Regions from separate parts of the Homo sapiens genome. Here region 1 is linked to region 2. Evidence: chromatin contacts called from ENCODE Hi-C or POLR2A ChIA-PET data. All regions are on one chromosome and are shown on one strand. Each heading gives the region's core, a stretch centred on a gene start or an enhancer-like site at or near the end of the contact. The rest is flanking DNA. Distances are from core to core; before and after follow the strand shown.

Region 1 (5,664 bases), core at 2,693-5,192, 500 kb before region 2:
TGGCACAATCTCAGCTCACTGCAACCTCCACCTCCAGGGTTCAAGCGATTCTCCTGTCTCAGCCTCCCCAGTAGCTGGGATTACAGGCACCTGCCACCATGCCCAGCTAATTTTTGTATTTTTAGTAGAGGCGGGGTTTCACCATGTTGGCCAGGCTGGTCTCAAACTCCTGACCTCGCGATCCACCCGCCTCGCCCTCCCAAAGTGCTGGGATTACAGTCGTGAGGCACCACGCCCGGCCAACATGCAGCTTTTAAGTTAAACAATGTATATGCCTTTTCTGGGGGAAGACTTTTCAACTGAGGAGCTGTGGGTTGCTCACTGTCCAGGGATGTCACAGAGTTGAATTTTATGCAATTAAGTGAAATAATCAGATCAGCACTCAACTTTCTGATGTGACTGGAAAATTGTCTTTAAAAAATCAAAATCTTTTTTTTTTTTTTTTTTTTTTGAGACAGAGCCTTGCTCTGTCACACCCAGGCTGGAGTCCAGTGGCGCAATCTTGGCTCACTGCAACCTCCACCTCCCCTGTTCAAGCAATTCTCCTGCCTCAGCCTCCCGAGTAGCCGGGACTACAGGCGCATGCACCACAATGCTCGGCTAATTTTTGTATTTTTAGTAGAAATGGGGTTTCACAATGTTGGCCAGGCTGGTCTCGAACTCCCGACCTCAGGTGATCCACCCGCCTCAGCCTCCCAAAGTGCTGGGATTACAGGCACGAGCCACTGTGCCCGGCTTTTTTTTGTTATTTTTTTGTTTTTGAGGCAGGGTCTCATGTCACCCAGCAGACTGGAGTGCAGTGGCACAATCATGGCCCACTGCAGCCTCAACCTCCTGGGCTCAAGGCAATCCTCTAACCCCAGTCCCCTGAGTAGCTGGGACTACAAGTGCATGCCACTATGCCTGGCTAATTTTTTATAATTTTTGGAGAGATGAGGTTTTGCCATGTTGCCCAGGCTGGTCTGAAACTCCTGGGCTAAAGTGATCCACCTGCTTTGGCCTCCCAAAGTGCTGGGATTATAGGAGTGAGCCACCGCACCCGGCCAAAATCCACATTTTTAAAATGTGGATATATCCTAAAATACTGCAGGGAAGACCTAGATCAGGGGTTCTTAACCTCTTTTGTGTGTGCCATGGCCTCCTTTGTCATCTGGTAAAAACTTGCAGACCCCTTCTCAGAATAATGTTCTGAAATGCACAAAATAAACTAGCATAGGCTTACAAAGAAAACCAGTTGTATTAAAATGTAGTCATCAAACAATTAAAAAAAATTTTTCGACATAGTACTAGATAGTGCTTCCTAATTAATGCCTGAAGATCAAGAGCTAATAATAGGTCCAATAACTGCTGTAATTTTGAAATAGTGATGAGTATAAACCATATTTTGAAATATCTTCAAAAACCGTTATATGATTTGAAAATATTTGTAATTGCTAGTGACATCATCACGAGTCCTGCTAATACTGCTGTGGTTTGTTGCCTACATTCATCGTTGAAGAGAATGCTAAAATTCAGGTAGAAATTAGTGAAAATAAAGATATATATTTTTTCTCTTCCAAATTTTTAGACTCCTTGAACTCTATCCTTTGATCTTTCGGGTTCCCTTAGATGCCAGATTAAGAACTCTTGTTCTAGTTCTATCTTATATTTTATAGCATGTATATGTAATTATATCCAACAATTACAACAAATACCACAATGCAAATGTATCCAGATTTTGTGGTTTTCAAAATCTGATTAAATTTACCAATAAATAAAGTGCCTGGCAGGTAGTAGGTCTCGATAAAGGGGTGTCTCTCTGCCCAGGGCCTGGGACTCCTGCTGTAGTTGCGCTGCTCATTCTTCTAGGGACGCCCACAGCCTGCTTGGCACTGGGCCAGGCCTTTCCCCACTGTTAGCAGCTTTTATGCCCCGATGCCACACTGCTGCCACTTGGCAGGTGAGAAATCACATTAGGTTTGGGGATATTTTGACTGCCCCTCAACCCTGGGAGGAGGGTGGCTTCATAGCCCAGCCTTGAAGAGCCCCAGGCTCTTTCCCCTAGGGCCCCAAGCTGCCTGCATCCCGGGAATCCCCTGGAAGCCCTTTGCGCCTGCTTCCCCTCTTGACTCATCTGAGGTCGGATGAGGAGCAGTCATGAGCCGCGTGACAAGGTCAGTGCTGACAGGCTCACAAGATGCCCTGAGCGCCTCCCAGGAGAGCTGGCAGGTCCTCAGAGCAGACAGGGCAGACAGATCCTAGAGGAGAAGTCCACTCCAGCCCCTCAGGCTTCAGAACAGGGCCGGAACAGAATTCAGGTTCTGGCTCCCAGAGCTCATCCTCCACCTCTCCCTGCTTCCAGGCTACCCTTTCCCCTGCCCAGATCCTCGATTCCCTGGGGAGTCCTGCTCCCCTCTAGCCAAGCTCTGCCATCCACCTCTTTCTTCAGAGCCTTTCCACCTCATCATCTGCCTTCTTATCAAAATCTGCCTGTTTTGTGTCCCATCAGCATCTGCTCCCAAGGCAACTCCCAGTTATCAGGGGTACATGCAATGTGGAGTAGAAAGACCTGTATTCAAGTGTGGGCTCTGATTGGCAGAGGAATTCCTCTGCCTCTCAGGGCCTCACTCAGTGTCCTCATCTATTCCATGGACACATTTAAATTGCTGCCCTAACTTTCATAGTTGTTATGAGGAGCAAACCCATTTTTCGCTGTGAAATCACTTTATAAACTGTAAAGCACTTTCATAGCTGTGATTTGGGACTCATGGCTGGCAAGTTGTTTGGCGTTTCACAATTATCAAGATCCCTCTGGGGAAATGATACAAAGGAATGGTTTTAGTGGTGGAGTTTCCAGCAGATAGGGAGATCCGTATAGCCAGAGGGCCCTGCCACATATTCCTACCTCCTCCCCTAAACCATGTCCCAAGACGTGGCCTTATAGGCAGTCTCGTCTTGAACATGCTGAGAGTTTGAAATGACCCCTCTGAACCTAACACAGGAAATTGACTGGGGAAGTGTTGGGGTTCATGCAGACTTGCTTCTGCTTTAGATGTGATTCACCCAGTTTGTCTTAGCCACAATTGTGGAGTCAGTCAAGAGAATGGTAGGAGGATGAAACATCTGTTTCTGAGGAAGAAAGCAAGCTAGGACAGGTAGATAGCCCACTGCAGGGGCAGAGCCTGTGGCTCACAGAGGGGCATTTTCGTTTTTTTTTTGTTTTTTTTTTTTGAGATAGGGTCTCACTCTGTCACCTAGGCTGGAGTGCAGTGGCATGATCTCGGCTCACTGCAACCTCTGCCTCCTGGGTTCAAGCAATTCTCATGCCTCAGCCTCCTGAGTAGCTGGGATCACAGTCACGTGCCACCACGCCCAGCTCATTTTTTTTGTACTTTTAGTAGAGACGGGGTTTCACCATGTTGGCCAGGCTGTTCTCCAACTCCTGACCTCAAGTGATCCACCCATCTTGGCCTCCCAAAGTGCTGGGATTACAGGTGTGAGCCACCGCGACTGGACATGGGAAGGCATTTTCAAACGCTTGCTTGGCTTGGGAGCCTGGAGTGTGACCTGCCAGAATCCTGCAGGGTTTAGCACCAGAAGGCTTGGATTCCATACCGCGCTCTGCCACACCCAAACTGTGTGCCCATGGGAGGTCACTGGCTGTCTGTGGGCCTAGGTTTTCTGTCTGTTACAGCTCTGCAGTAATTCCCAACTCAACAGGGTCTTATGAGGATTCATGGGCTCACAAGACACAGAAATGCCTACATTTATGTTGGGGAGTAAAGTGCCCAGCTGTGGCACTGCCACCCAGCCCAGCACATATCTAGGTTTCCGGAGTGTCTGTCTCCCCACTGGGCTGACTCTTGCAGAAGAGAGTCACATGCTGAGACCTGTGGGTGTTCACTCTGCACAGTGGCTAAACGAAGGGAGGGAGGGCAGTGTACCCGCAATCATCATTCCAGAGCTCATGCTGTGTCAGGGCCAGATGCCTGGTAAGTTCCCTTTCTGCCTGTGAGGCTGTGATAGTGTGTCTATGTTTGTGATGTTTTCAGATATTTCACTTAGTTTTCCCCTGTGGGGGTCACAGAATATTCCAGCCCTGGCCAGCCGTTGCCCCAGTGTCTGGGAGTGTTTCATCAGTGTCCTTTGCCCTTCTTTGGTGCCAGTCAGTTTGGTTCAAATCCCAGCTCTGAAATGCACTAGCTATAACCTTGGGCAAGTCACTCAACCACTCTAGTTAGATATACGTTCAGCTTGACATGAACATGTCAAATTGTTTTCTAAAGTAGTTGTGCCAATTTTTACTCCCAAAAACTGAGCAAAAGAGAGCTCATGGTCCATATCCTTTGTCCCCTTTGTACTGTCAAAGTGTTTAACTTTTTTTTTTTTGAGACAGATTTTTGCTCTTCTCACCCAGGCTGGAGTGCAATGGCACGATCTCAGCCTACTGCAACCTCTCCCTCCCGGGTTCAAGCTATTCTCCTGCCTCAGCCTCCTGAGTAGCTGGGATTACAGGTGCACACCACCATGCCCGGCTAATTTTTGTATTTTTAGTAAAGACAGGGTTTCACCATGTTGGCCAGGCTGGTCTCAAACTCCTGACCTCAGGTGACCCACCTGCCTCGGCCTCCCAAAGTGCTGGGATTACAGGCGTGAGCCACTGCACCCATCCCAAAGTGTTTAACTTTTGCCAACCAATGGATGTAAAATGATATTCACTATGGGGCTTATCTGCATTTCTCTGAATGTTAAGGAAGTTAAACATGTCTTCATGTTTATTAGCCAGACATGTTTTCTCTTCAGTGAAATGCCTATTCATATCTTTTGTTAATTTTCCTATTATAATTTTTAGCTTTTTGTTAATTGATTTGTAAAGAGTTTGCTCTGTCACGTAGGCAGGAGTACAGTGGTGAGATCATAGCTCACTGTAGCCTCGAACTCTCAGACTCAAGTGATCCTCCTGCCTTACCTTTTCGAGTAGCTAGGACTGCAGGCTCAAACCACCATGCCTGGGTTTGGGGGCTTTTTTTTTTTTTTTTGACACAGGGACTCGCTCTGTCACCCAGGCTGGAGTACGATGGCACAATCATGGCTGAGTGCAGCCTCGACTTTCCGGGCTCAAGTGATCCTCCCTCAGCCTCCCGAGTAGCTGGAACCACAAGCACGTGCCATCACGCCCAGCTAATTTTTGTATTTCTTGTAGAGATGACGTTTTGCTGTGTTACCCAGGCTGGTCTTGAATTCCTGGCTTCAAATGATCCTCCCACTTTGGCCTCCCAAAGTTCTGGGATTACAGGTATAGGCCACTGTGCCTGGCCTAAAGGTTTTAACTTTAACTTTTTGAGTTATTGATCCATCTAGAGTTGATTTTTTGTGGATAGTGTGAGGTAAAGATTTCTTTTTTCTTTTTCGAACGGGTAACCAAATTTCTAACTCTATTTATTGAATAGTCTAGGGCCACTTTTTAAAAATTTTCTGGAGCCAATCTTAACTGGGTCTTGAGGGGACAGGAGGAGGGTCTAGCTGAAATTTGACTGACACAGAATTCCCTATTAGACTGACCAAGGACTACCTGGGTCACATTCAATGAGTCTAGAGACAAAAGTAGTTCCCACCTGCCTCCGAGCTCAGCACTATTTTTATTTATTTATTTGTTTATTTATTTATTTTTTGAGACGGAGTCTC
Region 2 (6,472 bases), core at 2,192-4,691:
ATGTTAATTATGATGTAATTATAATGCAATTTATTATTACTGTCATTTGTTAAATTACATTTCTGCCTGAGCAATGCAAGCACACCCATTTAGCAAGACTTAAAGATCTCTTTTTTCTTTTCTTTTCTTTTTTTTTTTTTTTTAGACATTCTTGCTCCATCACCCAGGCTGGAGTGCAATGGCATGATCTGGGCTCACTGCAACCTCCACCTCCCAGGTTCCAGTGATTCTCCTGCCTCAGCCTCCCAAGTAGCTGGGATTACAGGCACCAGCCATCATGCCTGGCTAGTTTTTGTATTTTTGTAGAGATGGGGTTTCACCATTTTGGCCAGGCTGGTCTCGAACTCCTGACCTCAGTTGATCTACCTGCCTCTGCCTCCCAAATTGCTGGGATTATAAGCATGAGCCACTGCGCCGGCCAAGATTTTCTTTGGTATAAATGTAGGCAGGCCAGTTGCAGTGGCTCACACCTGTAATCCCAGCACTTTGGGAGGCCGAGGCAGGCAGATCACCTGAGGTCAGGAGTTCAAGACCAGCCTGGCCAGCATGGTAAAACCCTGTCTCTACTGAAAATACAAAAGTTAGCTGGATGTGGTGGCACATACCTGTAATCCCAGCTACATGGGCGGCTGAGGCATGAGAATTGCTTGAACCGGGAGACAGAGGTTGCATTGAGCTGAGATCGTGCCACTGCATTCCAGCCTGGATGACAGAGTGAGACTCTGTCTCAAAATTAATAAATAAAATAAATAAATTTAGGCAGAAATTGTATTGATACATACTGTAACTTTTCTTAATGCCCTAGGCCTTTGAAATTTTCAGGTTCACTCCACACCACTCTCTGTGTTTTATTTCATTATAAAAATTGTGTTTAATTGCTTCTGCAAAGCAAACATTTCAATGAAGAACTTTTACTAGGCATCAGCACTTTTTTTTTTTCTCTAGCATGCATTCTTCATTATCATCGTTGGTGTTAAAATGACAAACATGCAAACAAAAACAAACACACAACTATAGTAATATGTAGACTGCCCCGGGTGGAAATATATATTTGATACTCTTTCTGGCAACTTGCTTGGCAGGTGGGCAAGGAGAAAAGACTATCTTATTCTTTCTGCAGGAATCTGGAATATAAGTTCAAATTAAGTAATTCAGACCTATGTAGAAGCCACTTAAACTGGAAAGGAAATAATGGCATTTAAGAACCACTGTGCTGGCCAGGTGTGGTGGCTTACACTTGTAATCCCAGCACTTTGGGAGGCTGAGGCAGGCAGATCACTTGAGGTCAGGAGTTTGAGACCAGCCTGGCCAACATGGTGAAACCCTGTCTCTACTGAAAATACAAAAATTAGCCGAGTGTTTTGGCACGTGTCTGTAATCCCAGCTACGTGGGAGGCTGAGGCAGGAGAATTGCTTGAACCCGGGAGGCGGAGATTGCAGTGAGCCGAGAACACGCCACTGCATTCCAACCTGGGCGAAGAAGTGAGACTCCATCTCAAAAAAAAAAAAACACACACACAAAAAAACCACTGTGCAATGAGATGGGCCATGAGGACAAAAAACAAAGGAATGCCCTGGGTCTTGTGGATTTTTCCGGTTGATTTGGCTGTAACCTTAGATACCAAGGTTAAGACAAAACTACAGGTAATTGCCAATACATTTTCTATTATTGTGTTAATTTAACCTGTTGCCTAGATTCCTTAAATCTGTGTTACAGAGTGCAGTTGTTGATTCTGTTAAAGTACTGAGTAGCCTAATTCTAAGTTCGAGCAATTCATTGGAGAGAATTAATGCTGTGTTTACACTTCTAGAGTAGCCTTTCAAGTGAGCATTTAACAGAATACATCCCAAAGCAAGTTCATCTGATCCTGTTTTTTGTTGTTGTTTTTAGAGACGGAGACTCGCCCTGTCGCCCAGGCTGGAGTGCAGTAGCGTGATCTCGGCTCACTGCAACCTCCGCCTCCCGGGTTCAAGGAATTCTCCTGCCTCAGCCTCCAGAGTAGCTGGGACTACAGGCACATGCCGCCACTCCCAGCTAATTTTTTATTTTTTATTTTTATTTTTATTTTAGTAGAGACTGGGTTTCACCATGTTGCCCACGCTGGTCTCGAACTCCTGAGCTCAGGCAATCTGCCTGCCTCGGCCTCCCAAAGTGCTAGGATTACAGGTGTGAGCCACCATGCCTGACCGATTCTGTTTTATGTATGGTATTTAGAGAGTGAAAATCACTCCCCAGGGGTGTTGTGAGTAATTAGAAGGTAAGCATAAAGATAGAAAAAAATTATGACCCTTTATCCTAGAGTTATGCTCACTGTGTGACAGCGATGTGGTCTTACCACATTTGGCAGGGTCTTTTCGTTTCGTTTCGTTTCATTTCATTTCCTTGCCTTGCCTTGCCTTTCTTTTCTTTTTTCTTTTCTTTTCTTTCTTTCTTTTCTTTTCTTTCTTTCTTTCTTTTTTTTTTTTGAGACAGGATCTCGCTCTGTCGCCCAGGCTGGAGTGCATGGTGTGATTATGGCTCACTGCAACCTCTCCCTCCTAGGCACAAGCAATCTCCCGTCTCCTGAACTCAAGCCATCCTCCCACCTCAGCCTCCCGAGTAGTTGGGATTACAGGAACATGCCACTGCACCCGGCTAATTTTTGTATATTTTTTGTAGAGACGGGTTTCACCGTGTTGGTCAGGCTGGTCTCGACCTCCTGGGGTCAAGCGATCTGCCCGCCTCGGCCTCTCAAAGTGCTGGGATTACAGCCATGAGTCCCCGCTCCTGGCAGATTTGGCAGATTATTTAGGAGCTCTGACACCATTCGGTTCTCAAGAAGACGTTTTATTAGTTTCTTTTTATGTGTGTATGTATATACAATCCCCCTAGTTTTTGTTTAGTCTCACATCATCCTAAAGACATTTAAAAAAACCCTTGTAAACAAGTTGTATTAGCTTCCTTTTCCCCATTCCATAGAATTGTTTTAGTATGGATGCTGTACAAAGAGTTCATGCCTGGGGGACTAAAGGAAAGTTCTCAAGTTCTTTTAATTTTGATTTGCATCAAAAAGTCCGCTTAATTTCAGGTTTCACCTCCAGGAGTCAATCATTATGGACTTAAAGCTATAGTAACTTTTGAAGATCGTTTGTAATTCGCTGTCTTTGCTAGGTTTTCTTTTCTAAGCAGGCTCATTTCTGTAGTTCAGAAACTTAGCACCCACTAGTCGGGTACCCCTGGAGAGTCCTGGTACCGCCCACCTGGGGCGCCTACGAATCCTAGGCCTTTGCGTGTTGATGGACGGATTCGCGCTGCAAGAAGCCTCGCCGCTGTCACCACTGGGCATTGGCAATTGGTTCAGGGGGAACGGCGCGGAACCAATGGGAGCGGTGGCTCGGGAGAGACCTTGGAGCGCGCGGGAAAGAGACCAATATAAACTGTGGCGGGATAGTTTTCGGGTCCTTGTCCAGTGAAACACCCTCGGCTGGGAAGTCAGTTCGTTCTCTCCTCTCCTCTCTTCTTGTTTGAACATGGTGCGGACTAAAGCAGACAGTGTTCCAGGCACTTACAGAAAAGGTGAGGCGATCGAGTGTGGTACTGGAGGGCGGGGGGGTCCTCCCGGCAGCCTGGCCACGGGCGACAGACGCCAGAGGTCCCCCTGGGCCCTGTGCGCCAAACTCATCTAGCTAGCCAGGGAGTAGCCGCCTGGCCCCTTTACCTAGAAGAGGAAGTCGCAGGGGCAGGGTAAGGTTATCCTGCTGTTCTGGATCGCCAGGCTCTCCTCTCCAAGCTGCTGGGGTCCAGGACTCGGTGTCGGAACCCTCCTGCCCCTTCTGAACACCCTTTTTTGCCTCTCTTCACAGTGGTGGCTGCTCGAGCCCCCAGAAAGGTGCTTGGTTCTTCCACCTCTGCCACTAATTCGACATCAGTTTCATCGAGGAAAGGTAAGAAGAGCCCTCCTAAAGTTAGGGGATCAGTCCTGGCACCTGCAAGCCCCTGGCTTGCCATGAATTTCTTTTTCTTGAGGTACTCACGCCCGAATTTCTTCCTTGCCCTGTGATATAATAAGAGAGGCTGGGCCTTTTGGCCGGCTAGGGTAGAGGTGGGGGGGAGGTCTCATGGAAGGGAATTTCAAGCCTTGGAGTTAAGGACCGACACACCTTATCTTCAAGCCTATTTTTCTTTTCTTTTCTTTTTTTAGACAGGGCCTCTCTTTGTTGCTCAGGTTGGAGTGCAGTGGTGCAATCACTGGTCACTACATCCTCCACTTATGGGGCTTAAGCAATCCTCCCACCTCAGCCTCCAAAGTAGCTGGGGCTACAGGTACATGCCACCACGCCGGGCTTTTTTTTCTATTTTTTGTAGAGATGGGGGTCTCACTATGTTGCCTAAGCTGGTCTCAAACTCCTGGGCTCAAACAATCCTCCTACTGGGATTACAGGCATGAGCCACCACAGCCAGCCTATCAATTTTTGTTTTTTGGTTTAGTATTTTCCTTTTTCTTTCTCTTTCTTTTTTTGAGACAGAGTCTTGCACTGTTGCCCAGGCTGCAGTGCAACGGTGTGATCTTGGTTCACTGCAACCTCCGCCTCTCGGGTTCACACGATTCTCCTGCCTCTGCCTCCTGAGTAGCTGGGATTACAGGTGCACGCCACCACACCCAGCTAATTTTTTTGTATTTTTAGTAGAGATGGGGTTTCACTATGTTGGCCAGACTGATCTCAAACTCCTGACCTCATGATCTGCCTGCCTCAGCTTCCCAAAGTGATGGGAACACAGACGTGATCCACCACGCCCAGCTATTATTTTTCTTAATAATAACAGAGGCTATTTAAATATTGTTAGAGGCTATTTAAAAGCCCCCTTAGTAGATTAAGGGTTTGAACAATCGTTAACAGTGCTGAGTGCTCATTGCAATGTCTACTAAACTTTAATAAAAATGTTTTTGTTTTTGTTTGCTTGTTTTTCCTTTCTTCCTTACTCTTTTTTGTTTGTTTGTTTGTTTGAGTATGATGTCTGTGGGTTTTCTCCAACTTTGCAGCTCCTAATACTGTCTTTGGGAGAGTAGGAGTGAAACCCGGCAAAGGAAATAGCTTCACGCTGCTCCTTCTGTGCGTGGAGTAGATGAGAAAATGCCCTGCCATCTGGTGCCTCATTCCTTTCAGTAGGAAATTTGGCAGACAGGGAGATTAACGCTACAAGATTTAATTAAGAACATAAAGGTGAACACTGTTTAGGACTTCATGGGTTTTAAAGTCAATTCAAATTTCTCCCTATTATAAACATTTCATTAGAAAACATTTACTATTTCTATCTCTTCAGATAAAAGGAAATAGAAGTTGATGAATTTTTTTAGAGTAACTTATACCCTGTACCACTAGACTAAGTTTCTTTTTCTTTTCTTTTTTCTTTTTTTTTTTTGAGACAGGGTCTCACTCTGTTGCCCAGGCTTGAGTGCAGTGGTGCAATCACAGCTTACTGCAGATTTGACCCCAGGGTTCAAATGATCCTCCCACTTCAGGCTCTTCCCAAGTAGCTGGGACTGTAGGCGCATGCCACCACACGCCCGCCTAATTTTTGTGTTTTTTGTAGAGATGGGGTTTCATCACATTGCCCAGGCTGGTCTCGAACTCCTGGGCTGAAGCAATCCTCCCGCCTCAGCCTACCAAAGTGCTGGGATTACAGACGTGAGCCACCACGCCTGGCCTGATGAAATTTCATTAGAGCCGCATCTCATCGTCTGGTCCACTGTTGAATCACCAGAGCCAACTAAATAGGCCCTTACTGAATATATGTTGAATAAATGCATCCTTTAAGGCATTTTAAAAATCTCTATTTTTAATCCGAATAATTGGATGTATGAAATGGGTAATATCCTTATTTTAAAGATAAGGAAATTTAATATCTGGTTATATAACTTGATAAAGGTCACACAACTAAATCAGTGGAGTTGGGTTTGAACCTGTTGCTGCTATATTTTTTTTTTTTTCTGAGACACAGTCTCGCTCTGTCACCCAGGCTGGAGTGCAGTGGCATGAACTCGGCTCACTGCAACCTCCGCCTCCCGGGTTCAAGCAATTCTTCTGCCTCAGCCTCCTAAGTAGCTGGGATTACAGGCATGCGCCACCATGCCTGGCTAAATTTTGTATCTTTAGTGGAGGCAGGGTTTCACCATGTTGGCCAGGCTGTTCTCAAATGCCTGACCTCATGATCCAACTGCCTCGGCCTCACAAAGTGCTGGGATTACAGGCGTGAGCCACTGCGCCCAGCTGCTGCTGTATGTTTTCTAGTAGTAAAAGCATTCCTGTAAGGTTCCTTTGGGAAAACTGTGAACCAAAAGATCACTATCTTTTATATGCCATTCCTTCTTTTGGAGGCGAAGGCGGGACGGTTGCCTCAGCCAGGAGTTTGAGACCAGCCTGGACAACGTGGCAAAACCCCATTGCTATTTTTATAAATGTAAATAAATAAGTAGAAACAATATAACTTCAG

The links. A loop is a pair of places that touch in the nucleus more often than their neighbours do. ChIA-PET counts read pairs that join two places held with the same protein, here RNA polymerase II (POLR2A). Pooled maps may share reads with other maps.
Region 1: a pooled map shows a loop between it and region 2 (3-fold over the local background). The contact joins the enhancer-like site here to the promoter of PCLAF in region 2. A Hi-C loop is called at or near these places in 1 of 168 maps with a recorded cell type or tissue (naive thymus-derived CD4-positive, alpha-beta T cell), 10 of 37 single-sample maps with no recorded cell type and 12 of 50 pooled maps. POLR2A ChIA-PET finds 5 or more read pairs at or near these places in 11 of 52 experiments (CD4-positive, alpha-beta T cell, CD4-positive, alpha-beta memory T cell, CD8-positive, alpha-beta T cell and 7 more).

Annotation. Positions count from the first base shown.
Region 1 is chr15:64,880,634-64,886,297 of GRCh38, reverse strand. No RefSeq gene overlaps it. Among named protein-coding and RNA genes, the nearest start is that of ANKDD1A, 28 kb to the left of the region's middle. RefSeq lists an enhancer at 2,021-2,240. Within about 2 kb of position 3,942, at least 20 of the 41 ENCODE cell types and tissues checked have a DNase peak (open chromatin) inside an H3K27ac peak, as active enhancers do; they include CD4-positive, alpha-beta T cell and CD8-positive, alpha-beta T cell, where a contact is called at or near this core.
Region 2 is chr15:64,378,410-64,384,881 of GRCh38, reverse strand. PCLAF (PCNA clamp associated factor) reads left to right here and starts at 3,441. Exons shown (of 4, transcript NM_014736.6): 1 at 3,441-3,556; 2 at 3,844-3,924. The coding sequence starts at 3,511. RefSeq lists an enhancer at 3,270-3,780.